Regions from separate parts of the Mus musculus genome. Here all the other regions are linked to region 6. Evidence: chromatin loops called from intact Hi-C (ENCODE). Cell type or tissue: heart. All regions are shown on one strand.

Evidence for each region. Peaks named below come from ENCODE experiments on the same cell type or tissue, not always from the same donor. Only the 100,000 strongest peaks of a DNase experiment are listed, where the experiment ranks them.
Region 1: it touches region 6 in a loop (4-fold over the local background); 3 of 42 quality-filtered maps call a loop at or near these places.
Region 2: it touches region 6 in a loop (2.3-fold over the local background); 2 of 42 quality-filtered maps call a loop at or near these places.
Region 3: it touches region 6 in a loop (3-fold over the local background); 11 of 42 quality-filtered maps call a loop at or near these places.
Region 4: it touches region 6 in a loop (2.2-fold over the local background); 2 of 42 quality-filtered maps call a loop at or near these places.
Region 5: a loop joins it to region 6, with 2.2 times the contacts of the local background. A loop is called at or near these places in 2 of 42 quality-filtered maps.

The regions. Positions count from the first base shown.
Region 1 is chr12:36,153,770-36,158,769 of GRCm38, reverse strand. It overlaps Bzw2 (basic leucine zipper and W2 domains 2), which reads left to right and starts at 1,945. Exons shown (of 12, transcript NM_025840.3): 1 at 1,945-2,102. It overlaps Ankmy2 (ankyrin repeat and MYND domain containing 2), which reads right to left and starts at 1,646. Exons shown (of 10, transcript NM_146033.3): 1 at 1,347-1,646. The coding sequence starts at 1,413. In heart, a CTCF peak has its summit at 2,093; DNase peaks (open chromatin) are centred at 829, 1,639, 2,039 and 3,579; H3K4me3 peaks cover 4,184 bases; H3K27ac peaks cover 3,779 bases.
Region 2 is chr12:36,039,451-36,044,450 of GRCm38, reverse strand. It overlaps Tspan13 (tetraspanin 13), which reads left to right and starts at 1,973. Exons shown (of 6, transcript NM_025359.3): 1 at 1,973-2,200. The coding sequence starts at 2,138. In heart, CTCF peaks have their summits at 1,966 and 2,597; DNase peaks (open chromatin) are centred at 1,890, 2,610 and 3,250; H3K4me3 peaks cover 1,995 bases; H3K27ac peaks cover 1,301 bases.
Region 3 is chr12:36,212,351-36,217,350 of GRCm38, reverse strand. Lrrc72 (leucine rich repeat containing 72) reads left to right here. Exons shown (of 9, transcript NM_001361098.1): 6 at 2,935-3,024; 7 at 4,634-4,786. Among named protein-coding and RNA genes, the nearest start is that of Gm40390, 35 kb to the left of the region's middle. In heart, a CTCF peak has its summit at 2,088 (motif pointing left); no DNase peak of the experiment used is centred here.
Region 4 is chr12:36,022,617-36,027,616 of GRCm38, reverse strand. It overlaps Tspan13 (tetraspanin 13), which reads left to right. Exons shown (of 6, transcript NM_025359.3): 2 at 3,545-3,712; 3 at 4,784-4,864. Among named protein-coding and RNA genes, the nearest start is that of Tspan13, 17 kb to the left of the region's middle. In heart, no CTCF peak of the experiment used is centred here; no DNase peak of the experiment used is centred here.
Region 5 is chr12:36,668,118-36,673,117 of GRCm38, reverse strand. The region is part of intron 9 of Crppa (CDP-L-ribitol pyrophosphorylase A); the gene reads right to left. Among named protein-coding and RNA genes, the nearest start is that of Mir5099, 150 kb to the left of the region's middle. In heart, a CTCF peak has its summit at 1,941 (motif pointing right); no DNase peak of the experiment used is centred here.
Region 6 is chr12:36,379,118-36,384,117 of GRCm38, reverse strand. Crppa (CDP-L-ribitol pyrophosphorylase A) reads right to left here and starts at 2,668. Exons shown (of 10, transcript NM_178629.6): 1 at 2,094-2,668. The coding sequence starts at 2,344. In heart, a CTCF peak has its summit at 3,095; a DNase peak (open chromatin) is centred at 1,947; H3K4me3 peaks cover 1,352 bases; H3K27ac peaks cover 1,350 bases.

The sequences.
Region 1 (5,000 bases), 230 kb after region 6:
CCAGAATTCCTATCCCTGGTGGATTATGGGTTGAAAGCTGTCCTCTCTTAATTTTGATTGGTACAACAGGCACACAGCCGGGGCTCCAGTTCACTAACCTAAATCCCAGACCCACTAAAGGGAGCAAGAAACTAACCTAGAGACGGCATGAAAGCCAGAACTCATTGACAGCCATGCAGTTCATAGAATAAAAATCCAACCCAGAGCTCTGAGATTTCCAGCAAATATTGATTACCGTGAGAATCATGACTGATTTAGAAGTGAGATCAGTTCCTAGTCGCCTGCTGAGTTCAAACCATTGTTTTCTCTTCTCATACTCTTTAGACACGTGGACAGTCCTTGTTAGGAAGAATACATTTGTCTTCCTATCTGTGATTCTAGATGAGTTTGGCTAAGTAGAAAACTGTAAACCCAGGAGCTCTGTATTACAATGTCTGGCTTCTCTGTCATTCGAGGGCACATGTTTAATTTTTTCACTTAAAGCATCCACATTAATCATGCCCACAGGCACCGCATCCTCTTCTCAGCAAAGTGACAGTGCACGTGGTCACGCTGATGTTACCTGCCAGGTAACGGGGATGCGGCCAGGAACTCATTTGGGACATGCACTCAGGGACTGGTGGGGAAACATGGCTTCTAGTTGGCTTCCTTCCTGCAAGCTGCACAGAGGAGGCGTGGCTCGAATCCACAAAGTGGACTGGGAAGCACCAAGGAGCTCAACAAGATCACTTGAGGTCTAACATCGGACCAAGGTCAGTCGTGTCTGTGGGTGCCTGCGCCGACCTGGGCTACAGGAAGCCAGCCACAGAAGGCCTTGATGCAGAAAGCTCAGGGCGGAACATGCAGAGCGAGTTCTGTGCCCTTATAAAGAACCCCTGTTGCTGAAAGCTCCCTCCACCCGCAGCAGGGGCGGGGATCTGCAAGGGATCCAGATCCTTAAGCCTCCGGAAGTCGAAAGGGCCCTTTATACACCCGACTTGGAGCCTAGAACTACCAGGCCACTGCGGTCTTGACTGATTACGGTCAAAACATCCAATGAGCTGGCAAGCATGCATACGCAAAGACAGGCGCCCAGGGCCACGCGTGACTGTCTAAGATGTGTAGTGACAGTCGGTCGATTTCCAAAAAGCTGATTTAGAGGTCTAAGCTCGGCAACCTAGATCTGATGGCCTCAATTTTTCTGCCTCCCATCTCCCCGCCCCTGCAATCGGTCCCCAGACAGAGACAGAAAGGCTTTTTCCGGATTGCAAGTTGCCCAAGGTCCTCCGGGCCTAGGGCGCGCTCCAGGCTCCTCAATGCCCTGAGACCAGGTGTGCAGCACCCGGATACCAACCCTGCACCCGTACCTTTCCCGATCACTTCCAGCAGTTCCTTTTCCTCCTGGGTCAGCTCGCCTTTCTTTATGTGACCCATCGTTCCCGCCAGCTTGACGCTTATTCTATTTCTTTGGAAAGGTTTTTTAAAAAAACAAGAGACGTGTATGCGTCGTGGAAGACCGCCACAGCAAGGCAACTCGAGGCCGGAGCAGCAGCCCAGTGAAGTGGCAGAGTCGCTAGGGTCTCACGGCTGGGGGCTGGCGGGTGCGGCGAGCTTGAGCGAGCCGGGCTGGCGCTCTCCACAAGTCCCGCCCCCGCGCCTCAATGGCCAGGTCGGGAGGAGGAGCTGCAAGAGGCAGCAAGCGACTCCAATTGGAGCAACCTACGAGGTCCAAACCAAAAGGAGACATTTGGAAGGGGATTCAATACATCTTCTAGGTTTCCTATTCCCATGATAACCTATTAAGAAGTACAGGGACACAGGGTTCCTTGGATTCTAAGGATAGAAGTTCTCTGCCTGGTAGTGACTTCTGTGGGCACGTGCGGAGGCATTGGGATGCAGCTAGACGGGCTGCACTGCCCCTAAGAGTGGCGCGGTTCGGGCAAGGGGCGGGGATAGGGCGGGGCCGGGGCAGGAGGCGGAGCTACACCGGGTTCTGTGTGTCTGTGTCAATGTGTCTGTCCTTCACTCCTCCATTGTCTGCCTCAGCCACTGCCGCCGCCACTGCTGCTGCAGGATCCGCCGCAGCCACCAGTCTCGCGCGTCGTCGCTCCCTCCTTGGACAGGTAAGAGGTGATCAGGTGGGGCGGCGGGAGCCTGAGAGTTGAGCGAGCAGTGACCGCCTCCGAGCCAAGGGGTCCCAGCGGGCTGGAGCTGGCGTGGAGGAAGCATGTGCCACCTGGGGCGGTTGCCTTCCTCTTCATAGAGGAGCCCCCGCGCCGCGCCATCATCCATGCACGTACTGTGTATTAGTGCCTCTCGAGCGAGACCTAGACCTCGCTACGTTTGTCCGCCCCAAGAGCTCCGGGGACCGCGGGCCGGCCGTAAGCTGGCCACGCGGTGAAAGTGGCGGGTGCACATGGTCTCGTGCGTGGCGATCCCCGGGGAGGCCCACTGCCGGGAGGTGAGGGGAACACCCCATGACCAGCGACACTGGGAGAGGCTCGGAGAAGGTAAATTTCTTTTTGCAAACCTAGCCCTCCCCAGTACTTGTCTGTCATTTCTTGCCCTCTGTGGAAGCCATGGAACCTGGACCTGTGGTGTTCGCTAAGGATATTTAGAAGCGACTTACAACTGCTCTGATACTTTGTTGGGGTGTGGGGGTCTTTTTTGCTCTGAGAGAGCTGCCTGTCTTTATAACTCAGGTTTGGGGATTTATGGAACTAGGGAGGGTAGGCTGGAGAGGGCGGGGATTAAATTGGTGTTGCTGTCTATATATAGCCTTAGATTAGTTTCTTAATCCAGCCTTCATTCAACTGTGGTGTGGCTCCTGGAGCGTCCACCGTAGGTAGATAAGAGGTGAATATCGTGTGTACCTTTCTGTGCCTCCGATGCAAGGTACGCTTAAGAAAATATTCAATCATTCCTCCAAGATGCTTATCTGTAGCGTTCTACAGCGTCAATCACTGCTTCTTCGGAAATGACTGTTTAGTTTTGCTGTTGTTTCTCAACAGACTGGTATTGATGTTTCCGTTAAAACACAATTGTGCTAGGGAGAAATACTTGAATAATCATGTAGGTGGTTTTTATTAAGTAGCCCCAGGATCGCTCTTTCATTCCACGGTGCCAAGAATGATGTGAAATGCCTTTTCCTGTGGCCCCTCTACCTCGTTTTGCTCAAAGCGCGTACTAGCACTTCAGAGACCCACAGATGACGTTCCCTATCTCTTATCTTTAACCAAAATCTTTTCTAAACTCCCGCTGCCCATCCCCCAACAGCCACCGACAGACATGAGCTTCAGCTTGGGGAGGGAGGAGCAGATAGATTCTCCCATGAAAATGGTTGGTAATTATTCATCTCAATATATAACAAAGAAACTTTTGTTTGATGATGCTTTAAAAATGATGTAGCTGTTCAAACAAGCAGTAGGGCTTGTGAGAGTGACCAGTGTTGTGTAACACATAATGCTACCGCCACAGCAATTAATGTGCCAGAGGTAGTAGCCACAGACCTAAGAAAATGCCTGAGAGTAACCTCGCCATGTGACTACACATCATTTCATCAGATGCAGAGACAGAATTGGGTACTTAACTGCCAGGGTTTCCATCTCTGGTGCCAAATCTGGGCCATGGTTACTTGAAGGTCACACCTGTTTGTCTCCCTGGGGTTGTCAGTTCCTCGACCGATGGAAACATTAGGTTGTGTTTTAAGCACCTGGTGGGTATTTCGTCTTCTGAATGCATGGCTTTCATTTAGAGTTGATGATATTTACGGACAAAGGAAAACACCCACCCAGAAGTGCAGATAAATCCTATGTTCAGTTTGAATTTTGGAACCAGATACCTAATGGAGAGTGTTCAGAAGGGTTTCAATCGTAGCATAAATATTTAATGTCAAAATTAGATTAGCTAATGAGCTTATTGAAATGTGTTCTCATTAAAGAACTCTATTGATAATGAAATAACTATTCATTTTGACTATCTAATCTGTCCCAGATAGTCTGCCAGATGCTGTGCATAGGATTATTTTAACCATTGTCGCTATATGCCAGGAATCAGCCAGTATTATCTTCATTTATGAACGTATGAACAGAAACTAAAGGAGGTTAATTTGCCCACAGCCCCACATTTGGAAAGTATGGAATCTGGAATTAGATTCTTTCTGATCCGTCTGTAAAAACCTTTCTCGGGGTATGGTGGTACACACCTCTAATCTCAGTATTCTGGAAGCAAAGGCAAGCAAATCTTTCTACAGAGCTGCTAGACAGGGCTATGTTACACAGTAAAACCCTGACTTAGAGATTAAAAATAAAACAAATAAAAACACAGCCAAACTGAATGGGGAGAAAAAGAAATAAAAAGGAAAACCATGACTGTTCCTATGAATGCTGGAGGAGAAAGTTTATTAGATATCTGGGAGAATCCAGAGTGGATGTGACCCAGAGCCATGTAAGGAGAGGGCAGAGAGGAGAACCAGGTACAGCAGCCAAGAGGGCAAAAGAAACAGGTAACCGACATGGCTGGATTATATAGGGAAGAACCTCTGAGGGAAGGGCAGCCCAGCCCTTGCACTGGAGAGTTCATGTAGACGACAGGGGATGCCAGTCAAACCCTATAACAGGTAAGGACTGAGGGATGCTGGGAGAACCTTGGCCACTAGGTTGACTTTGGTATGTCGAATAACTCCTTCAGCTATTTGTCACAGGATTTAAGACTTTGCTTAGCACACAACTTTAGTCTCCTCGCTCTTCTTCCTGTGCTTGGCGGCGCTAAGTGGGGAAGGACACTTCCTTGTGCCTGGCTGGTCTATATGATGTGTATGTGAGCCAGTATGCCATGGCTGCTGGTCTATATGATGTTTATGTGAGCCAACATGCCATAGGTGCAAGCCTCCTTCCTCCTTGTTCCCTGGGCCTCCTTCTTCTCCTTTACCCCCAGCCTTCTTGAGATGGATATTTGTAGTTTATGTGTCTATTTCCATGGCTTTTTTTCCTTAAAAAAAAAAAAAAAAAGAAACCATATTA
Region 2 (5,000 bases), 340 kb after region 6:
CTTTCTTTCTTTCTTTCTTTCTTAGATAGATTCTGTTATTCCATCTAGGCTAGTCTTCAACTCATAATTCTCCTGCCTCTGCTTTCCCAGGGTTGAGATTATAGCTATATGCTATCAAGCTTGACTTCCAAATACAATTCTCTTGCCCACCCAAATCTTTCAGAATGTTTAAAATACACGAAGTATGTAGAAAAGAAAAGCTTGAGACTGAAGTAGTTACTTCCACCCTGAAAACTGCTTACGCTTTATTTGGATAGGATATTGGTGTTGGAGTCTCAGATTTTCTTGTTGACACTTCTTTGTAAACTGCTTAGTTTAGTTTTATTTATATAGTTTAAAACAGAGTCTCCCTATGCAGTGTTGACTGACCTGAAACTCACAGAGATCTGCTTGCCTCTGCCTCCAGAGTACTGAAATTTAAGACGTGCACCACCATGTAAGTATTAAAATTCTGGATTTTAAAAAGAAAAGTAGAGCAGTATAGTTTGGAGTGCAGAGTTATTTCCCATACTAATTTTTAAAAATGTTTCTGGGAATACATACAAGATTGATAAGGATTGCAAGAGACGTAAAATCCATGAGTGTTTATTTGCATGGTGAGTTCTAAAGGAAGTACAAATAGGCTGGAGTATTTGAAGAGAAGGTATTTAATTAACTTGTTTAAGTCAATGATTTTTATGTTTGTTTTTTTTGGGTTTTTTTTTTGTTTTGTTTTGTTTTTGTTTTTTGACATACATTCACCTAACCGTGAGAAGTTTTAGGCTCAAAATGTACAGTAAATTTGAAAATCGCTTTTTAAAAGATCTATTTTACTATTTTACGAGTGTTTTGCCTGCATGTGTGTACCATGTGCATGCTTGATGCCCACTAAGGTCAGAGGAGGGCACTGGATCCCCAGGACTGGAGAGACAGGTGTTGTGAGTGCCATTTGGGTGTTGGGGTCCTCTGTAAAAGCAATAAGTGCCATAACAGCTGAGCCAACTCTTAAGGCCCTTAAAAATCTCTTTATAAAACCTATTGGTAGAATTTCTTTTGATAGAAAATACCAAATAGAAAATACCAAGCCTTTACTGCCGCTTAACAGTTGGAACCCAGTAGTGAGTGCCTTAAAACCATCAGGCGCACTGGTGCATCTGATAGGACACTTTATTCTATGCAAGGGGGTCTGTCAAATAGTGCATGATATACTTCTAATAATCTAGTTAGAGGTTAGGAATCAGGATGAAGATGCAGCAAACAAAAGTGATGATAAATTAATTGAATCTGTTATCGAAAGGCTTCCTAGCTTGTATTTATGCAAAAATAGGCCCCTAAAACCCAGGATCCCACTACAAGAATAAAGACTCCTGATTTATTTTGCACATATGTATTCATAAGGTTTATTAGTATTTCAAAAATCCCTGTAGATTAAGTCCTCTTGATCTGAAATCTGTCACAATTACAGGTTACCTTTCTTACCTATGTCGAGAGAAATTAGTTTTTATTTGCTCTTTTTAGTCTTTCACTGATGTTTTTCCTTTCATTGCCCCCTTCCCTGTTCTCTGTAAATCTTTCATTCTTGTCGTCTTTCTTTCATTCAAACGAGGCCAGGTGCTTCGATTTGTTTTATCATCTCATTCAAAATGGTGCCACGTCACCCACAGGGCAAGAATGGAGAGAGGTGCTGTCATTTCTCCTGCCAGCGTGGAGCCCCGCCCTCTGCTGTTCACCTGGGAGGGGGGAAATTATACAGAGGCCACAGTCTCGTGAGCCAGAGGCCGGCTCCCTCCAGACAGTCTCGGGGCCCCCTCCTCCTCCTCCTCCTTCTCCTCCGCTGAGCTGCCCCGCCTCTCCCGGACCCCAGAGCGCATTGATTTGCATATCTCTACCTTTGTTCCCTAGCAGTGGCCAATCAGAGTGCAGGGCGAGACGAGGCGGCGGGGCGGGGCGCGCGATCGGCGGATCCGCTGCGGCCGCAGGTTGCAGAGCGGGTGGGAGCCGCTGCGGGCGCGGCACTGCAGCCCTGATCCTGAACCCCGAACCCGAGCCCCGAGCCTAGCCCGGGCCACAGGCTCAGGAGGCCAGGATCCAGAAGCTACTCGCCCAGCCCGGCGGAAGACGCCTCGACCCGCAGGCACCCGCTAGCCCACGCGCCACGATGGTGTGCGGGGGCTTCTCGTGCTCCAAGAACTGCCTGTGCGCGCTCAACCTGCTGTATACCGTGAGTAGCCCGCGCCCGGTGGCACCTGCGGGGGCCGTCGGCCTCCTCCCCGCCTGAGTATTCGCCTGCGCCCCATCCCGCGCCCCTTGCGGGCTTCCCACGCCCCAGTTTCGCCTGCAGCCCCCGCCCGGGACCCCGAGCCTGCTTGTCGCAGTCTCCGCCCGTCCTTCATTGTGGCGCTCGCCCCTCGCCCTGCTCTCTGCAGCCCTTCACTTTCGCGTTCCTTCCCACTCTCCCCATTCTTTCATCCATCCCCAGGTTTCCATCTCAATCCCTCTAGCCGCACGCTTTCGGCTGGCCATCCCATCTGGAGGTTCGGAGGCTGGAGAGCAGCCCGGGCTTAGGGGACAGGTTTGCGGGATAGTGGGGCCTGGGATGGACCAGGCGGCCTGTGGATGGCGCGCTTCTGGCACAGCTCTAAAAGCTGCCTTTTGAATGGAGGCCATAGAGCAGGTTCACAGGATATCCGTGGCTTCCGAAGTTTGTTTCGTGCTTACATAAAGTCTCTTTGTTGATGTTTCTGCCCGTGAGGTATTCGCCTGATGCTTTTCCCATGCCATCTTCCTTCCCCTTTATCAATATTCTAGCTCCATTTTTGGCGAAGTCCTTCAGTATATAGTCCTCCACCCAAGTCGTTTTTATTTTTTTATTTATTTTTTCCTCCCTACGTATCAGCATATGCCTTCCAGCTTTAACATGGAAAACTCAGTTTGATTTTTTTTTTTTTTGAGGCATAATTGTGGCTGGACAGCAGGAAGTTGAGGTGATGTTTATTGAAAACCTTCACCACCCCAGCCTTTTCATTTGTCAATTTGTTATCTATCTGTGGCAAGCGCAGTTGTCTAAATTTTATAACGGTAAAGACCAAAAAAGGCTTTACTAAGTTTTCATAACTGGTAGTTGGAGAGTCTGGACTGGAACCAAGCTGTGGAATCTAGACCTTTCCACAAGCTGCCTCTCCTGCGTGGAAGAAACTTCCTTTCGGTCATCTCATTCCATCGGAGACTTGTTCTCTTCTATAAATACATCTGGTGCTTGCAGCACCCACCCTGAAAACAAACCCAGTTTCCCTGCATTAGCAGAGCCAGGCCATCTGGGCCAGCTTAGGTTACATCTATGGACAAGAGAGGCCGCTTGTGGTTGACAAGCAGAGACACCAGGTCACGGGTCATTTTACCTTTTTTTTTTTTTTCTGGTGTGTGTCTGAAAATGATGGCAAAGCTTTGACATAGGCACCGATGGTGTATATATTTTTCTGGCTAGTTCCTGGGAATCCAGTCAACATGCTCACAAATGGTACACTTGGCAGAAAAATTCTAGAATACATGGTGGCGAAACAGCTCCTGTCACTGGAAATCCATGTCAAGTTTCATATTAAGTTCACCTGTGCGGTGTGAGGCATGCTTACCACATTGCTATATTGTAAATTCCTATCCGTTCTTGAACAATTTCTCTTATTAACATGAATGGTCTGCTTAGAACGTCACATTCTATTTTGTGCCTGAGTCCCCCTCCCCCCCTCAGTGATTCAGTCATCTGTTTACCTGATTCTCCATCTTACAGTGTCTGCTTACACACAGTGCAGGGTACAGTGGCTGCTTCTGTGCCTCTTCGGCTATCTGTAGACATCAATGTGCAATATATACATTTAAAAAAAAAAGAACCTTTTTTCTTTTTTCAAATCAAGTAATACTGCTTTTAAGGTATATTATTTCCAGCAGTATTTACAGCGTGTCGTGAAAGCCAGGAGAAAGAAAAGTTGACCCTAAAGGCATATGTTAAGATTATTTAATATCTGCCCTAAATTATTGACTTCCAAAGTGTGTGTTATTGATTTTTTATCAGGTATGCAGTGAAAATTAATTGGAAATTCATGGGAATATAAATATGGCTAGCCATTCAAAGTCCTAGACTGTTTTAGACAAAGGGAAAAGAAGTTATTGTCTAAACATTTCCTCCTAAGCATTGCAAATAGGCAAAGTGACTATGACAGCGAGGTGAACAGAAGGAAAGGGTAGACTTGATTTTTAACATCTAGCTAAACATAAACACCTGTGTCTTCTTCCCTGTCTCTCCCTCAACATTTGAAGATGAAAAAAAAAAAAGTGTGATTTCTACCAGGGTTGAATTTGGCGATTAGGAGGTATTTTTTTTTTAGGACGGGAATAAAAAGATCCTCTGTAGGTTCTACTCTGGCCCTGGTAAGTGCTTGTGTTCTGCTCAGTGCTGCAGTGATAAAGATGAGGTCATTTCTGCAAGTGTTAGAACCAGGGTAGCTGGCGGGAAGGCCCATGCATGCCTGTGTCAGACTTCACCGCTGTTGCTTTGAAGCATTTTCTGAGAACTCGGGGGCACTCTCAGCCAAGCTGTGTGCCCTCAAGTGAGCCAGACAGTTCTCAGTGTGACCAGTCTAGAAGTAGAAAGCAGGTCCCTCAAACACGATGGGAGGAACATCCCTGAATTTGTCTTGGGAATCCAGTGACTGTAGAGCGGTTAATGGTGGATTTTTCTTTTCTGCCATGCGTCTTTTAACTGAGGGAATCGCAGTACTGACATAACCGTGGGTTAATGTACTGTGTGTAAACAATCTGTACACGCAGATGAAAAGGGGAAGTAGAATTGGTGTGTCATAAGGAACAGAGCCACTTGCTTCAGAGCTTCCTATATTTAAAGATGATGAGTTTCTTCAGTCAACAGTGTTAGTTGGTTTGTGATGACATGAGTCTCAACCTGGAAATGCAAGAGCAAACCAAACTGGACTCTAAAGTGAGTATGTTTGATGAGGCCGCTTCTCATTTAT
Region 3 (5,000 bases), 170 kb after region 6:
CTTCTTTGTCTGTCTTTTTTTTTTTTTTTTTAATCAACAGGAGCCAATTATTTAGATGACTCTATCATAATTTTCTGTCTTCCTCTTGTCTTTCATTGAGAAACCTCCACACGTGTGACTCATCTAACGCAAGTTGCTGCGGTACAGTGGCAGAGACATTGTGATATATGATTGGGTAAATGTAAATTGCTTAGACTCTGACTTCCAAATTAAGATAAGCAAGACAGTGCTGGCGCCACTGAGGTGTACTTCGTAAGTAGCCTAGAGGGAAAGGTGGATTAACTAGTATTAACCTATTGAAAGCGAAAGTGTAAGCGAGTTTGCTTCCTCGCTGCTACAGGAATGTGCCCATACATCACACGACGCTTTCAGAACACTCAGACACAGGAAACTGATTTCATATCTCAGAAACTTAATTTATGGTAATTTAAGGACCAGCCATCCAAAACGCATAAATCCAAAAGGTTCAATACTTAAACTAGCATAGATGGTGTGGGGGTTGGTGGGGGAGGGTGAAGGAGGAATGGAAAGTAAGATTGCTTCCTGCTAAAATGCAAGAGCTAGAGAAGAGAGAAGGAAAAGGTTGAAATATCTTCCATATTATTTACTTTTGATCTCTGCCACATACTTTCTGTTTAAGATGAGATGGGCCATATACCACCCTGAGCATGGCCTTTGACTACCTAGAAGTCTTGGTCGCAAGCGATGTGGCAGTAATCTGGGTGTGGTGCTTTATTTAGCTGCAGGGAAGTGCTTGTCTGACAAGCAGAAGAGCCTGAGTCCTGTCCCTAGAACCTATGGAAAAACTAGACTGTGGTGGTGCATGCTTGTGATCTCAGCACTGCGGCAGTGTGGAAAGGAGGATCCCTTGGGTCCCCAGACGAGGCTAATTGGTGATAGGCTGCTCAGTGGAGAGCTTGTCTCAAAGGAGATAGATCAGATTATCCGAGGGTAATACCTAAGGTTGTCCACACAGGTACACACTCTTGCACTGGCACGAACACACCTACACACACACACACACACACACACACACACACACACACACAAAAGCATAATGAATATTTAACAAAAAATTATTTGAGTAGAGATTAGAAAATTCCAGGAAAAGAAGTGAGTAGTAGTGTTCTCAGAGGGAAAGCCGATGTGGACCACGATGAGTAAACACCCACAGCTGACAGAAGCTAAGAGGTTTCTCATAAGCATGACATGCAGGCAGCGTGGCTGCTCAGTGGCTCTAATAACCATATAAATGGGGGGGGGGTGTCAGCTCTGATTACACAGGAGAGTCACTGGGAAACTGACTTCTGCTCTAAAATGCAAGTGACTTTTTCCTCCTTCCGAATTCTCACTAAAGACAATCATGGTTTGCTTTTATGACCCTGAGGAGTGGCTGAAGCTATGGGGTGTGATCTCTTGTGGGCCTTTTCAGATTGGTCCTTATTTCTGGTTTGATGTGCATCTATGCAGTTACCTCGTCCGTACTGACAATTATTTGTTCCTGCTTTAAGTTCCTTTAAGAGTAAACGTTAGACCTTTTTCCCGTCCTTGTTACTGAAGTCTGGAGTTTTTTCTTTGTCATTTTCCCTCACTCCCCCAGTACACACACATCTGTCCGACTACATCTGACTCTGACTCTGCCTGAGTCTACATCTCCATTTACCTTTTCTCATTCCTCTAACTAGTCTTGTTGTGTAGCAGGTCTCTGCCATTGTCACTTCATCTCCCTTTAAAGCTCCTGTAAGGATTCAAATAGCCAGGAAAGCTTGTGTTGATAAAATCCATATCTCAATGTCTTATTACTGACAGAGAATACATCCAAGTCTTGTTTTTCTTCAATTTTTAATGAGTCTTGTTTTTTCAAACATGCCTCTCCAATCTTCTTTATGTTGCAAACTATGCATTTTAAATGTTAGTAGGTTTTTCTGGGCTTCTGATGCCTGATATTATCATCCCTTTATTAACAGCCCCTGTGTTTGATGAATAGTCTACAGAACAGTACTCTTAAATTTAACCAGAGTAAAGGAGCCACATTTCTTTGGGTGACACAGCTGTGTGGCAGCTGGAGCCCTTCGCTCTGCTGCCATCTAGTGGTTCTCTGCTTTATGTGTTTTTTTCAGAAGTATTTCAGATGCCACATTGAAAAAAAATCACACAAACTTCATTTCTCATTTAATGTTATCAGAGGATGCACAGATAAAATATGTCACTAGAAAATAAAACATTCAAAGTTTCTAACGGAAGCATTGTATAAATGTCCCTCCGTGCTGATGACGACGGATGATTACTTCAGAAGTATCAGGATGGGTACTGCTCCCATGAGGCCCTTCCTCCCCACCGCTTTCTTGCAAAGTTAGGTTCATTACCCATCTCTTAGCCACACAAGTCTTACAGAGGGATGTGAGATGAACCATAAAATCCACATCGGTGTAGCTCCTGCTGAGATCTCCAAGTGCTACTGGCATGGGCATCCTCTGAGCATGAGGACAGTGGGGTTCAGGAAGAAACCTGTCAGGACAGTGTACCTGTATCCACCCAACCCCATTACTCCTGAGACCAGAATAACTCCAAGTAATCTTTTGTGAAAAGCAGCCTCAAGACTTTTGTAGCTAGCATCTTGTTCTTCCCTGGCAAATTTACCTATAGACATTTAACGGTTTCCTCTTTTGTGCCAGATCTGTGTGAACCTAGTGCTGTTTCTAATGGGCATTAACAACCAGTGAACTTTGACTGACTGGATCCAACAGATAGTAAAATATGTGGCGCTCTAAATAGGGAAGTGTGTGGTGAGGCTGTGGCCAGACAGCAGGCACAGCTGCTCACCCTGCAGTGGTTATCCTTGTCCTGTCCCTGAGTCTTCATTGTCTGTCTTCAGAGGTGGTAAAGGGAACTATTGTGAAATCTGACATCTTATTTTGTGTTCTTCCTTTGCAGGTCTGTACCAAAACCCTTTATCCCAATATAACCTCTACCGATTGTATATAATCTTCCACCTTCCCGGACTGGAGTTGCTTGATCGGAAACGTAAGAATGCTTTAGGAAAAAAAAAAAAAAAAAGGAAGGGAGGGAGGGAGGGAGAGAGAGGGAGGGAGGGAGGGAGGGAGGGAGGGAGGGAGGGAGGGAGGGAGGGAGAAGAAGAGAAGAGAGGAGAGGAGAGGAGAGGAGAGGAGAGGAGAGGAGAGGAGAGGAGAGGAGAGGAGAGGAGAGGAGAGGAGAGGAGAGGAAAGAGAAAAGAGAAGGGAAGAGAAGAGAAGAGAAGAGAAGAGAAGAGAAGAGAAGAGAAGAGAAGAGAAGAGAAGAGAAGAGAAGAGAAGAGAAGAGAAGGAAAAAGAAAGGAAAAGAAACGCAGGACACCTAGTGAAAGAATACTTACAGCTAATTTGTTTATGTGGATATGTGTTTACTTACATGTTTGTACATGCACTACAGACCTGCCTGGTACCCTCAGAGGCCGAAGATGTTGGATTCCCTGCAAAGTTACAGATGGTTGTGAGCTACCTTGTGGGTGCTGTGAATGGAAGAGCAGCCAGTGCTCTTAACCACTGAGCCACCTCTCCTGTTCTTGACACCAAATTGTTTACCGCCTGACACTTTGATTGATTGAGTTCTTTCTCTTTTCTCTTCTCTTCTCTTCTCTTCTCTTCTCTTCTCTTCTCTTCTCTTCTCTTCTCTTCTCTTCTCTTCTCTCCTCTCCTCTCCTCTCCTCTCCTCTCCTCTCCTCTCCTCTTCTCTTTTCTTTTCTTTCATCTTTTTTTATTTTTGTTAAGACAGAGTTTCTTTGTGTAGCCCTAACTGTACACCAGGCTGGCCTTGAACTCACAGAGATTAGCTTGCCTCTACTTCCCAAGTGCTGGAATTAAAGGTGTGTATGTCCACAACAGGCTCAATGCTTTGGTTTCTTGTCACAAAAATGATTTATAGAGAATCTCTTAAAATACAAATTCTAAAAGTCATCTTCTTTGAAATTCTATATATTATTAAAATTGGCATACTCAACAGTGACTTCTCACACATGCCTATTCATTCATATGTGCATATATGGACATATATGCATGCAGTCTGTTGTGTACTTTTGAGGCCTAATTCACCCAAGCACATATGATCTATCCCTTATCCCATTATCTTGCTAGCTGTAAAGACTATCCTTTATCCTTTAGGGGTTGTTACTGTGAAGGTCTGCCCGTGAGAATATATCTCCTTCCCAGCAGTGGTGAGGGAATGCAGAGTGTCTCCTGTTGTCATGTCAGTCATATGCTGATATGTCCTAGAAAGTCTCAGGAGTGTGCTAGACCACAGGATTGAGTGCCACTATGACAGGAGGATATCCACTGAGTGCTTGTGAGATTGGATTAATAACTAAAATCTCCTTGCATAATGGTTCAACAATATTGTCATATATAAGTTAAACCTACTTCTGTGTGTATGCATGTATGCATGTTTGTTGGAGCACACTTGTATGTTGAAGTATGTGCACACATGTGTGCATGTATGTGCTATCAGAGGCAGAGTCTCATCTAAACCAGAGATCAGCGATTTGGCTGGTCAGGCAAGGCAGATTGCTCAGATTTTTTTTTTTTAATGACTCGGTATGCTTTTGTTAATTTTAAATATTATCTCTCTTTTCCTTTATTAGAAATTACAGAGAAAGAGAGAAGATACATGATTACCATTTTTGACCATAAAAAAGCTCATGTGATTCAATCAGTAGCATTTGGAAAACGAGTGGATGCCTCCTGGAACCCCAAGTTACCAATAAAGCAAAAGCGGGTCAAAAAACCTCCCTCAGGTACAGTGGAAAAAGAAAACTGAGGTGAAAGCTCTGTAAGCTTTCGGAACCCTTGACTGCAATAATAACTGTAACTTCCCTGTATCGTGAAGTACCTTCGAATTAATTTCCAATATTACATCTTATTTTCATATTTCCCCTGTTGATCCAGTGAATAATGTAATTTTCGCTTTCCCTCACCCATGTTACATGATTCAGTATGGTAATAGTGGCC
Region 4 (5,000 bases), 360 kb after region 6:
ACTAGCTAAGAGTGGTTTCTCTCTCTCTCTCTCTAAATTGTTTGAATGGCTGCCTTAGTACAGATGCATGGTGTTTTATTTGTGAGTTCATTACAAAATGATATTTGTTTTAACAACCTCTTTCATTTTCGTGTGTGTATGTGTGTGTGTGTCCCAACACATGTATAGAGTTTAGAGAACAGTTTGCAGGATTGTAAGAGCTCTCTCTTTCTACTGTGTGGGTTCTTGGGATAGAATTGCCCAGCTTGGCAGCAGTCACCCTTACTTGCTGAGTCATCATCTTCTTGGCCTGGATTCACATTTTTAAATAGTAGAGAAAAAAAAAAATCAAAGGAAGGGACATACTTTGTGATACATGGAAATTGATGTAGAATTCACAGTGGGAAAAGAGGTGTTGATGGTTCCGGTGGCACATGCAATGTCATCTGCACTTGGGAAGCCAAGACAAGAGAATCCTGACTTTGAGGCTAGCCTGAGCTATCTTACCTTATCTCGGACACTCTGAAACCCTTCCAACAAAGATGAAGCCACCCCTAAACCAATAACAGACAAAGCAAAGCAAAGCAGAACAAACAAAATGTTAAACCTTCAGCCAAACGAAGCCAATAAGACAGAAAAAAACATGGGGCAGGTGTCAACACAGCTCTGGTCATTCCATCTGTACCGTGTGTCTCAGGCCTGTGTACAGTATTGGAATAGGTCGTGGCAGGGGCTGTGATGTACGCAACCAGGTTAAGTGACAAGAACAATTTCTGACTTCTGTCTTTAAGTCTTGAATTTACTATTTAAATGTAAAGTTTATTAACTTAATACTTTAAGAATATTTAACTTTTAACATTCCTGATGTTTAAGAATCCCATTAATGGCTGGGCATGGTGGCACACGCCTTTAATCCCAGCACTCGGAAGTGGGGGGGGGGTGGCAGAGGCAGGCGGATTTCTGAGTTCAAGGCCAGCCTGGTCTACAAAGTGAGTTCCAGGACAGCCAGGGCTACACAGAGAAACCCTGTCTTGGAAAACCAAAAAAAAAAAAAAAAGAATCCCATTAATGTAGGAAGGGTTTGGCATGATTTTGGACGAACGAACTCTTTAAAGCTGTGTATGTACTTACATGTATGCTACCCAGTGTGCGTGTGGAGACCAGAGGACCCCAGAAGGACTTTTTATGTTAAGGGAAATGCAGATTGAAGATCTTGTCTCATGACCTGAATTAGTAAATGCGCCTCTCTCATCCAGAATTTGATGTTAGCAGGTGGGTGGGATGTGTCATCTGTGTTACCATGGACACAGGGTGCCATGGTTCTCAGTTGTTTGGTTAGATACTGCTTTAAGGGTATTTTGAACTGTAGCCAGCATTTAGAATCAGTTGATTAAGCGAATCAGACTATCCTTCATAGTGTGGGTAGCGCTTTAAAATTTCTCTTGTCTGAGCTTCATTTTCTCATATGTGTGTGTGTATGTATGTGTGTGTGTATATATATATATATATATGTGTGTATATATATATGAGAAACCAACACAAAGTATGCATATATACATATATGCATATACATATATATATATATATATATATATATATATACATACATACATACATATGCATACTTTGTATTGGTTCTGTTTCTGGAGACCACTAATTGCTGCAGTTAGCTACTCTGATGTGTGTACTTGTGGAGCATCCTCTGTGCCTGTACCAAGATTACTGTGGTGATGCTAAGCCAGGCAGAGGTGAGGCCCTTCTTCACCCCCCCCCCCCCAGGCTCCTTTTATTGGTTGTGAAAGGGAATGTGACACATTTAGGTGTTACAGAGTCAGAAGTAAGCTCACCTGTGAAAGGGCAGAGTGCGTTTTCTCAGCTCACCACTGTTTGAACTTGTGAGGAGACTCTGAGGAGACAATGATGCAGAACTCACAAGGAGCAGCTGAGGAAGGGAGCGGTTTGTTTTGGTGTATGAGCTGCTGTGGTAATGTCACCTGAAACGAGCTCTGTGGTCCCACAGATGGCTTCTTTTTTTTTTTTTTTTTTTTTCCCCTCCCATGTTTTGGCTCTTTGACCAAGATTCAAAAAAGAAAATGCTTTGGGTAAAAATAGAAACAGATGCACAATATTTAGCAGTTTTGTTTATCTCTCTATATATGTAAATAAGTTTTTAAATCAGTGTATATTGCTTTGCACATAAACAGTGGTGCATTTGAGCAAGGGAAAAAATCACATAGTAATTTATATGTTTCTAAACAGAGGCCTGTCAGTAGTGTGATGCTAGAAAAATCTAGTTTTGAATTTTGTTTTTTTCCAAACTGGGCATTACACTACCTCATTACTCCTGGAGATGGTTGACCGCATGTGTACTGAAGGCACACAGAACTATTCTGCTCTATAAATCCTCTTCCACCCCTTTCTGAAACTGTATTAAGCTATCTATATCTTCTAGAGTTCATTATAATTCTTATGTGGTTTACCATTTATTTGTTTGTTTGTTTGTTTAAAGAATAATTATATCTTTGCGTTTTGTAAGCTCCGTCTTACACACAGGCGTACTAGCTCTTTAGGTAGTGTTTGATAAACTTATAAATACAGTGACTGGAATAGAACATGATTTCTCCTTGCTCAGCTGCCATTTCATTTCAAATAGCAACCTCTCCTTCCCTATTTTAATCTTGATGGCTTTAATGGTCTCTTGCACGTCTATGGTTTTACGTACTGGAAACAATTTTCAAATGTTCTCCAGGGCTCAGGCCCTGATAAGTTCCAAGGATACCTGGAGGTTCGAGCCTCGGAGAGCTTACATCCGAATTGCCTTTTGCTCCTGGAGAGGCGATAGGGCAACAGGTTGTAGTACAAGGAAAGAAACCATAGCTTCACATTTGAGGAACACAGCTTGTTAGGGGAGGGAGGACTGTCTCAGCCTTTTGGGGAGCGGGAGAACAGAGGGGGCTGCGGGCCGACTGGGTTATAAAGCAAAAGGTAATTTTCATATGAGCACATCAGAATGATAGACTGAGGTGTGCTGGTGCCTAGTTTTACATAATGCTGTTACTGGGCTAGCTTATGCTCCTTGTAGGCGTCAGAATCCAGATGACCTTTGAGACTGCATGGTTGCTTTCTGGATTATTGTTAATCTTTTTTTTTTTAAGCATAATTGGGGATGACTTTAAATTTATTACAACAGTACCATCAACTGAGCCTTGTGGGTTTCAGTCAGCTTTCTCTAACTGTGGGTTTCACATTCATGCATTTAATCAACAGGATCAAAAAATGGTTTCATTAGCCAAGTTTTTTTTTTCTTGTTATTATTCCCCTGACAATTTCTGGTAGCATTGCAAGGCAATGTCCAAGTCACCCAGAGATGGTCTGAAGCTTAAAGGAGGATATCATAAAGTATATACAAATACAACACCATTTGAATGTGGTGTGTGTAGCAGGTTCCACAGCTGACACCCTGGGGCCCCCAAGGGACTCTTGCCGTTGTAGGAAAGATGCTAAGATGTTAATACCTGAGCGGTGCGGGCGCTATAACGCTGAACCTCTCCCCATCTCTCCACAGCTGGTCAGCCTGCTGCTCATTGGGATTGCTGCCTGGGGCATCGGCTTTGGGCTGATCTCCAGTCTCCGAGTGGTGGGTGTGGTCATTGCTGTGGGCATCTTCCTGTTCCTGATTGCCTTGGTGGGGCTAATTGGAGCTGTAAAACACCACCAGGTGTTGCTATTTTTTGTATCCTTTTAAAAATCAGAATTTTTTTTTACTTCAATCAGATAAAGTTCTCATTATCAAGCATGTGATTATGTCTCAATGGTTGCTACTAATTTAATATCATCATTAGGTGATTCCTTGCCCAAAAGCAACTCCTAGAAACGCAATTTAGGAATATCTGTAAAGAAAATGTTTAGTTATCCTCAGCCCTTCCTTATCATACCCTAACCTAAAGTGTTCTACAAGTTGGGCACAGATCTAATTTTCTTTTGCAAATTCAGAGTTGAGTTGAACTTCTGCCATGACTTCTTCTAGACCTTCCTTACACATCAATCTTTGGTTGAGAATTCTACAGTGTATTCTCTAGACTTAGTTTTGAGAAAGCTTATACATTTGTCCCTATTTTTTATTTTGCAGATTTTAGAATTTATATTTCATTTTGGATGTGGGGTTTTCAAAATAAAATTATCTTTCTGTTTCCCCTCCCTCCCTCCCTCCCTCTCTCCCTCCCTCCCTTTCTCTCTTTCTCCCCCCCCCCCCCCCATTTTTTGTTGTTTTGCTTTGTTTTTGAGACACAGTCTTTGTAGACTAGGCTAATCCAAGCTTGGGCGGTTCTCCTGTCTCTGCTTCTTAGGCCATGGGGTTACAGGTGTCACCCACTGTGCCTGGTGTATGCAATTATTTATATTTTTCTAAATGAATTTATAGTTATAGTGTATTAACAAAATAATAATTAAGCGTATCACTTTGAACACTTGTTCTAGTTTATAGGTGAATTGCTTTGAGTGTACTTGAAAGTTGTGTCAACTCTGCTGCTTTATGCTCTTCCCGAGCATCTGCAATGTCCCTGGCAGAAGGTGAAGGCACTTGCTGCCAAGTTGGATGACCAGAGTTCACTCCCTACTACCTACATAGTGGTAAGAGAGAACTGACTCCTGCAAGATGTCCTGTGCATGAACACCGTGGCACGTATGTGCCCTAATGCACGCGCATACATACTCATGTGTGCATACCCCCAACCCCACACACATGCACACATACAGTGGATAAATAAGTGTTATAATAAAAAAGTCCTTAACTTGTAACTCTCAGTATATGATCATTCTCCTACTTGTATTTATTGTCCAGTTTTCAGTATCTTGTGCTTGTTTAGCTCTGAATCGGGAGCAGCAGGTGAGTAAAGGTTTTTGGTTTTTTGTTTTGTTATTGTTTGTTTGTTTTGTTTTTGAGATATAGGGTCTTATTGTGTAGCTCTGACTGTCCTAGAGCTCACTATGTAGACCAGATTGGTCTCAAACTCACTGAGACC
Region 5 (5,000 bases), 290 kb before region 6:
AAAAAATCAGAGAAAACAACAAAGAGCGGCAGTAAGGAACTCAGAATACACAAAGTATTCAAACATACATTTAATAAGTCCTGTACAAAGGAATAACAGATATAAAGGGAAATGGTTTTTAAAGATGTATTGCTGAAATTATTCTATAGATTCACGAACAGATGAACACTGGGTTTTATAACCCAGTGAATCTTGGGGTAGATAAAATGAAAATAAAAAATCCTACAAATAAATATTGTGGAAACATCGGGACACTAAATATGAAGAAAGCTTTAAATTAGCTAGTCAGAACACACACACACACAGAGAGAGCGAGAGAGAGAGAGAGAGAGAGAGAGAGAGAGAGAGAGAGAGAGATCAACAGTTGTACTGACAGCCATTTTTGTCACTTCAACAATTGAGACAGGAATAAAATGACAATTTATTTCAAGTTATAATACAAAAGTGAAAACTAACCTTCTCTCCTAAAGCCACCAAACTATACACAAATGCTACTTTTAAAAAATTATAATAAAACAGTCTCTGTCAGTTGAGCAAAATACATTTATTACACTAAAAAGTCATAGGGGGGTAGGTAGGGCTGGAGAGATGGTTCAGTGATTAAGAGCACTGGCCTCTCTCTTAAAAGACCTGGGTTCAATTCCCAACACCCACAAGGCAGCTTACAGCTATCTGTGACTAGAGTTCCAGGGGCAAAACACTAGTGCCCATAAAAATAAATATATTATTTAAATTAAAAAAGAGTCACATACAAGAAAGCAGACCTCAGAATAAAACTCTAGGAGGTAAGAAGATATGCAAAATAAAGTAATAATCTTAAAATAAGTATATGGATATAAAATACCAAACATTTTCCAGGAAATAATTATAATAACAGGTAAATATATAAGATAATTAAAATTTTAAAATCACAATATTGGATAAAGAAAATGTCACTTAGAAAGTGGGAAATGATAGTAAAATAAAATGCATTAAAAAGGATGACATGAAGAGGGACTGCTAGCTCCAGATACATATATAGCAGAGGATGGCCTTATCTCACATCAGTGGGAGGCAAAGCCCTTGGTCTATGGAGGTTTGATGCCCCAGGTTAGAGGGATGCTAGAGTGGTGAGGCATGAGTGCATGAGTGGATGGAGGGGCACCCTCATAGAGACAAAGGCGAGGGGAGAAAGGGGACCTGAGATGGAGGGCTGTGGAGTGGTAACCAGGAAGGGGGATAACATTTGAAATGTAAACGAATAAAATGATTAATTAAAAAGGGTGACATAAACGAAGGCTAGTTAAAATACTAATTTTAAACATTCATATAAATATGGATAATAAATCAAATTGTCTGGAGGTAAGATGAGAAACTTCTTAATCAGAAGAGATTTAGTAAAGGGGCAACGAACCACGAAGGCCACCCTCCAGGTAGCTAAAGCCAGTAGCAGTGGTCTCAGTATTTTCTCCTAAAACAAGGAGAAGATCAAAAAGACCAAATGAACCCGGCCTCCTGAATACAAAAGGATGATGTGAAAATCCTGAATGTCAAAATGACTTAATTAAAGGAAAAAGAAAACGACGGGGCACTAAACTGTAAAAAGTTCCCATGCCACTAGAGAAGGAAGAGAAAAATGAAGGGTGGAGGCTGATCTAAAGTCAACAACAACAACACACACACACAAGAAGCCCAATAGAGATGAGGGAGGACATCACCTTCATAAAGGGGAGGGGCATAAAACAGCCCTTGATTTGACTGACAGCCTTCCCCTGGAACAGAAGAGCGCAGAGAGAGGCAGGAATTTTTTTTTGCAGCTGGGTACTGACGAGAAGCTAGAGCAGAAAAGCTAGGGTCCAGAAGAACAAAGAGAATTAAGCAACTGGAAAACACACAACTTCCACTAACTTCACTCAGGACCGCGTATTTAATGCCATTTGGTTCTGCTGCTGTAACAGAAGAGGGCAGCATTGATTTAGGTAAACAAGGCAAGCCCACAAGGAGGATGAGAGAATGTAACACCTACAGTTGTCACACAAAAGAGAAAATATTTGACCAACTCTACTATCGAATTTCCATCGAGGAAATTAAAGATAAAGTAGGAGACTGTAGGGGACACCTCAGTCTGCAGCGCACTGTCACATAAGCCCGACATTCTTGTTGAAAATGAACATACTGAGGTCATTGATGAGGAAACTATCTTTCAGTTGCCAGGATAAAATACTGACCAAATCCAACTTGGGGGAGGACAGGATTCATTTACTTTACACGTCCACATCACAGTTCACTGTCAAGGAAAGCCAGGGGAGGGACATAAACAGGAAGCTGAGAATTGAGGCAGAGGTTCCCAGACAAATGCTACTTAGTGGATTATTTCTCCTAGCTTTCTCAGCTTCCTTTCCTATACAGCTCAGGCCCACCTGCCCAAGGGTGGCCATGCCTACAGTGGGCTAGGCACTGTATTAATTAGCAATCAAGACAATGCTCCCACAGATTTGCCCACAAGCAAATTGAGTGGGCTTATTTTCTCCTCTGTTGAGAGTCCTGCTTCCCAGGTGTCTTCAGTTTATGTCACATGGCGGGAGTGGGGGGGGGGGGGCATGGCAACTAACCAGCACAGAAACCTAACTGGCCATTTTACACAAAATAATTATCTGATATTTGTCCTACTGGAGACTGAACCATGGCTATGTAAGTACGGAAGATTCGAGTCTAAATCGCTGGAGGTAGCTTAAGTCAGGCATGGATGTATGCAGTGCACAAAAGCCCAGACCTGGCTGTGTGTATGAAGGGGCCTGTAGGTGGCAGTGGAGAAGATGACAGGAGAAGATGACAGCTGGGGGCTTCTGATTACCAGCCTAGCTGCAAGTTCAGTGAGGTACCCTATCTCAAGAGTGTACAACAGAGAGGGATAGAGCAGTAGATTGGACATTCTCCATAGCTTCCATACTCCCAACACACACACACACACACACACACACAAACACACACACACACACACACACACACACACACATACTTGCACGTACAACTTATATATGCAAAACACACATATAAACACACACACAAAAATCAACAGTGAATATACAGACAAATAATATTTTTCAAGTGCATGCCCATGAAAGGCCAAAGATACGCCACAGATTAAAGCGGTTGACAAAACAAACTGCAACATATGTTTTCAAAACCTAAAAAGGGAGATGGATCCTACTTGAAGATTAAATAATGGAGTCACATCAATATTAACTTCCTGATTTGCGTACAAAATTCTGCTTCTAGGGTATGCATGAGTTCCTTGTATTGTTCCTACGTTCTTTTGGTAAAACTGAGATGTTTTGAAGATGAAAAGTAAAAAGTAACAAAAATAATAAAAAGGGAGAAAACAATTTTAATTAAAATGTTAAGAAAAAATCCTCGGCAAAGGCAAACAACCAGGTGAACAAAATAAGTCCAAATATAAATGCACAAAGTTCATAGACAGAAACACAAAATTTGCCAGGTTGAATTAAAAACTAAAAGCCACCATGGGAACACCAAAGCAAAGGGCTGGATTTTACAGGACTAAAAGACATTCATAAGCCAAGCTTTTATCAAAAGAAAGTCTGGCTCTCTGTCATCACCAGAGGACTTTAGAGCAAGTAGATGTCACTGATGTGTGAGTGTGTGTGCATGTGTGTGCAGGTGTGATTCTCCAATCACAGGCTTTGGGTGTTTAGAACAACCCAGTCCATTATGGATTAACCTGATGGGCCCGGAAGGCATCCATGAAAAGACAATGCAGGATGTGTGAGTGTGGGTCTAAACACACAAGAGTCATCTGCAAATGAAACAGGAGAATCAGGAGAATGGGAAACAATCCCTAAGAACCACAAAGGAAAAGTGGGGCTGGCTTGGAGTTTAAGAAACAAAACAAACAAACAAACAAACAAACAAAACCCTTATTACATATTCAATAGAAAGAAATACAAAGAATTGCCATTTTGTTGAACTTGGGATTTTTTAAAAGAACTAAACAGACTCAAGGGAACTTTAATTTCCTCTTCACATGATAAGGGTTTGATGTACGCTTACAAACCCTATTTTTATAGAATTATTGCTTGCATTGCTTTGCGTTATATCCTATTAAACTGTCCATATCTATCTCTATAATGGATCTGCTTTTCTTTAATGCTAAAGAGAAGTCATCCCAACTGAAGAAAAATCAAAAGGCAACTAGGTGGCCTGTGCTTGCACAGTAGCAAAGACTTTCACCTCCTCAAGCCGCCATTCTCTTTTCAGCCTTTTCCCCTCATGACTCATCCAGTTTTAGCCAGTGTCCCCTACCCTCTCTACCTCATCAGTCCAAAACCTGTCTCTGAGTTTAGCCACACCTCCCCTAGAGAAAAGCTAATCAGCCAGGTTTGCTTCCAGCAAGAATTTTATCAAATTCACTGAACAAAAAGCCCAGGCCTCTCTTAATAATTTTGTTGTTGTTTTCTGTTTCAGTTTTGGTTTTGTCATTGCTGTTGAGCATAGACCTATCCTGTAGCCTGGCCTGGCCTGGCCTTAAACCCATTTTGTAGCCTAGGGTAGCCTCAATCTCCTCATAACCCGCCTGCCTCAGCCTCTTGAGTGCTAGGGTTACAGCCACAAGCCCAGCTTCAAGTTAATGTTACCCAAATCCCATCAGTACATATGACAGATAGCAGCGTTTGAATTTTACAAATGGAGAGAAACTGCAGACAGCTAGAATCAAGCTTCCATTCACTTTGTAGAGCACAGTCTCAGAAGACAAAAAGAAAAAAAAAAAAACTATGACATCACTGTCTCCTCGTCTGTATTCCCATCCTTCCCACTTCCCACTTCCCCTTCCCTGCTTTCCCAGCGCGCCCACTGCTGGGGCATGTTAGGCTCAGGCGGTGGAGGCCTACTCCTGCAGTGGTTCATGGGATAAAGTTTCCTTAACTTCTTCAGTGGGCATCATTTTCTTTAGCATTAAAGAGAAGCAACTCTATTTATAGAGATAAAGGTGGACCGTTTAA
Region 6 (5,000 bases):
TAAAAAACAATAACAAAACAAACAAACAACAACAGTAAAAAGCAGTGCTTTAACCCTCTATGACCCAGCTAGCTGCAGGTTTTTCCTAGCTGACTTTAACCCCAGTCAACATCTTAAACATTTCCAGGTAAATAAAGCTGTTACCCAGCAGAGTAAAAGACACTTACCCCAGTCCTTAACCTAAAGTTCATTAAACAGTCAATTCCATCCTATAACCCTACCTAGAGAGACATCTAGACATGTAAGACATACCTAGAAAGACATACCTACACATACCTAGAGAGACATACCATCACCCTGCCTCTCCTCTGGCAGGAAGATGAGCAACAGCATTCTGTATGGTCCTCAATATATGTTTCTGACTCATCAGTGTAGTGGCTGCTGCTTCTTTCTGTGGAGTTTAAACCAGTCCCATCGCAAAAGGGTTCAGGTCACCCCACTGTGGGGACTACGCTACTATGCTACATTTGTGGGTTCCGAGTCAATGACTATGAGTGATAAAACAATTTCCAACTTCAAATCCAGTAAAAATTGGGTACATAGGCCAATCATCCTGAACTGGACCTCTTCACAGAGTTGTATGCCCTAGACATACAATACTTTCATCACATGGCTTCCTGAAACAAAATTTCTTCATTGATAGTGGTGTCATGAAGCATGAGGGACCAAGACTCCTGATCTCAGTTCCTTGTTCGACAAACAAACAAAAAAATAAACCAAAAAGAGAAGAAGAAAACCCATAATGAATGTTCCTTGAATTATATAAGCTGTTATAATTTATTTCAATTTCCCTAATGGGCTATTAGGATTTCAAACTGCTGTAATAAATTAAGCAAAAATGGAAAGCAAATGTCCTTTTGCTGTATTTTCCACAAATAACCCCTTTCCAAACACTCTTTTACATTAAAAGATTTAATTTTTAGTGTTCACCTATCTCAGGCTACCTTGGTACATGCAAAAATGCAAATTAACTGAAAGTATTCCCCCAAGGGAAAAAGTGTTAAATGAAAAACAGTCTACAACTCCCTGCATATAACCACCAAGCAGACAGAGATCTGCTGCCAATATCCATTGCAAGCCATGTCATTGTCCATCTCTAGAAAGATGGTCAGCGTTGCCAGGATGAGTGTGGCGCTAGAACTTTGGAGGTGTGTGCTATTGGTAAGATGGCGGTATGAAGCAACCCCTGTACTATGCAGAGAAATAAAAGACACAGACAGGGGTAGGAACTGGAATCGTTTCCAGGTCTGACTGAGTTTCGGATGTAACCACCGGTCTTGATTACTCTAATCAAGGATGATTGCAGCCCTGCACTTCCATTTACCAAATGCCAATGCTCGGAAAGTAAAATAATCTCCTGAGAAATTACTGTGTCCCTTTGACTTTTTGAAGTGTATTGGGAGTTGTTACTCTTCTGAACAAAATGCCAAGGACAGTGGTCTCTATGGAAGCCTCCTGTAATCGTTACTTATGCTAAATATTGGCATCTATCTTGAAATGTAACCAGTCCGATTCAAGGTTTAAAGGCATCGTCACAACTGTCCATTTGACTTCAAAAGAGTAAAGATCTTGCAGAACTTAAGCACCTTCATAATCTTCCCTTTCAGTCTCGCCTCAGCCCCATCACATCACAACACAAGTAACTCATCTTTTTCTCCTCTCACAGTTTCTTCACAGCCTTCCTGACACTGCTCATTATTTCTGGAATCAACTAATTTCAGTCTCTTTTCTAGGGTGTCTTGGCCTCAACCTCACCATCCAATCACCTCCCGTTATTGAAAGGCTGGAATTAACTCTGCTTTTCTCTCTACTACCTGGTTATTTAGCCATGCCTGATTCCCAGAAGAAACGTGCCTGCCCAGGAAACTGGAGGTGCGGCTAGGACTCTCAGGCTCACGCATGCGCGGTGGCACTGTGCCCCAGGCGCTCCTAGAGCAGGTATTCCTCGGGCCCCGCGGGGCCTGCGTGGGAACCGAAAGTCCCTGGGTCCCCATGCACTGGTTAGCCAGGGCCCCAGGCCCGGCGCTGCCCGCCACGCTGCCTGTTGGGGATGATCCTGGGCTCGGGGGGAGCGGATGGCTGGCGCCAGTTACCTCTCCATAGCCTGCAAAGTGTAGCTGATGAGCGGCCTTTCCAGAACCCGGCAGAACTGCTTCGGGGTGCGGACGCCCATCCTTTCCCCGCAACCCCCAGCCGGCAGCACGGCGGCCACGGTTCCAGGGCGGTTCCCGGGCTCCGCCCCAGCGACGGACAACGGGGACTCCGGGAACGCTGAGCCCGCGCCCGCGGGGCCGCTCACGCAATGCCCAGGCTCAGCGGGCCTGCTGCACGGCCCAGGCTCCATAGCAGGCAGAGCGCAGAAGCTCGAGGTGCAGATGGAAACCGAGAGCGAGACGCCAGCACCGGCCCTGGGACGAGATCAAGGGTCGCACTGGGCCAGGAACGGCGCCGAGCGGACTCGGGGAAAGTGGCCTCGGGTGCTGATCGCGGAGGAAGCCAGCAAGCCTTGTCTTCCCAGCCTGGGCCCAGCGCCCCTAGGCAGCAATGCTCTTCCTGCTCTTCCCTCTATCCCTCCGGGCAGGTCGAGCCGAGGCTGCAGTAGCAGTCCTTACAGATTTGACAGTCACACACAGGCAGCTATGCACAGCACAGTCATGGGCCCCATTCTAGATAAGTCGGAAATAATTGTATTCAAGGTACAGTTCAAGACCCATATGTGTGCACCTCGGTCATAAGAATTTCGTTATCCACAGATGGCACCCTGATTCTACCAAGTGGAAAGACAAATGGCTAGGCAAAGTCTAGAATCCGTACTGCAAGGTTGATTCCCAGACCTGTCTGTCTGCACCTTTGAACAACCAAGTAGAGTGTCCTTGAATTCTGTATTCCACACTCAAATTTTAAGATTTTAAGATTTGAATGTTTTTAAATTCCACAGGTGATTCTATTGGGCAAGTGTGATTTTATTGTAACCAGAGGGGGACAGCAACCACACTCACTACTGAATAATCAACACACATCTCCTGTTAACAGGAAAAAGAAAAAAAAAAAAAAAACCTCTAGTGGTCATTTTCACTGACAGGGGAACGTGGGTGCTAAGTAACTTATGTAAGACTGCACAGCCAATGATGGCAAGGCAACCATAAATCTTCGGTTTAGAGGTGCAACGAGCAAGCGTTGAGAAGTTTCAGGCCTGGTGCTCATCTAGTGCTTATTTAGGACTATCCTTCTGGGAAATGTTGATGAAACAGAATGGGTACTCCGAGTGCCAGGCACCACTGTATTCAGGATCTGGAATGTGGAATTCATGAGAGCATGCCCTAGCTTTGCTTTGGGTTTGGGTTGTATGCCCAGCTTCAGGAATGTGACAGGGGCCTAATACTTACTGAAGGAACTGCTGATTGAATAATGACAAGGGAAAAGGAATTATTTGACCATGTATATTATCAATCTTCACCCATCAATAGCTAAATTAGAATCATAAAAACAAAAACTTGAGGATTGAATTACCCAGTTATAGTATTAAATCTCATTGTTTTTATCAACTTTGCCAATTGAAAGCATACGAAATTTTTTTAAAAATTCTCTTCTCTTACCCTCTTTTGTCTAATATTCTAAAGCACTTTCTTTTGTTGCTTTCATTATGACTAATGGACAGCTTCTGTGTTAACTGAAGTTTGTTGAACTCTTGACCCTTCGATGAAAAGGAAGCATTATAGCTTGCTTGTTTGTATTGCAATGCTTGAATGTTTCCTTCCCAGGAGGCAGGAGTGTGCAAGGAAGAGAGAGACTGAGAGACAGAGTGAAGCTGGGGGCGGGGGGGGGGGGGCAAAAAGACTGATTGAGTCTAGGAAAGAGCTCTTTGCTAGGGAGTTGGGTGTTTGATTTGTTAGAGCTTGCTCAAAGGAGACTCTTGAGAAGGCTCCATCGCATCTTATGAACTAACACATTATGTTACTTACAAAACCCAGTGACCAGCCCAGAGACAGCAGCACACTCAGCAGGCAGAAAGCACAAGAGGCAGACAGACGACCAGGGGAACTGGACTCCATAAAACCCATGGCTTTTGGCCTTTCCAATGTGGTTGCTGGTTAGAATTTTTTAAATCTGTGCATGGGGGTACATTATTTATGTGTCTTGTGGTGTTAGCCATTAAGTTTTATTATGGTAGGATATGTTAAATGTAGGGTTTGTGAAATGAGCGCGTGAGTTATGGAGCGAGCCACCCAAAAGGATGGAACTTTTACAAGAAAAAAGGGCTGGCAAGAATGCAGGCAAAGAAGCCTAGTATGCTTATGGAAATTTAAATTAGTCCGTTTTATAGGACTATTTTAGTTAGAATTTTATTGTTGTGAAGAGACACCATGACCACAGCAACTCTTATAAAGGAAAACATTTAATTAGGGCTGGTTTACAGTTTCAGAGGTTCACTCCAATATAGTAATGATGAGAAGCATGGTGGCATGCAGGCAGACATGGTACTGAGAAGGAGATGAGAGTTCTACATAGTGATCTGCAGGCAGCAGAAATGAGGACCGTGGGCCACAGTGGACATAGCTTGAGCATATGAGATCTCAAAGCCCGCACCACAGTGACACCTCCTCCAACAAGGCTACGCCTACTCCAATAAGATCATATATCCTAATAATGTGTAATGGGCTGTTTTCCTCAGCCTCAAGCTCCCAGAATAACAACTCAAACTCAAAATATATTTACAAATACTTAGGCCATATATCTAGGCTTATTTCCTAACTAATAACTTAAAATAATCCATTTCTACTCATCTACACTCTGCCACATGACTGGTTTCTCTGCTGAGGTACCATGGGTCTGCCCTCCTCACATCTTCCCCTGAGATTCTTCCCACTTCCCTCTATCCCAGAATTCTTTCTACCTATTGGATGTCCCACTTTTTATTCTACACGATAGGCCATTGGTTTTGTTTTGCTTTAATTGACAGGTGAAGCACCCATACAATACACTCGATATCCTCTCTACAA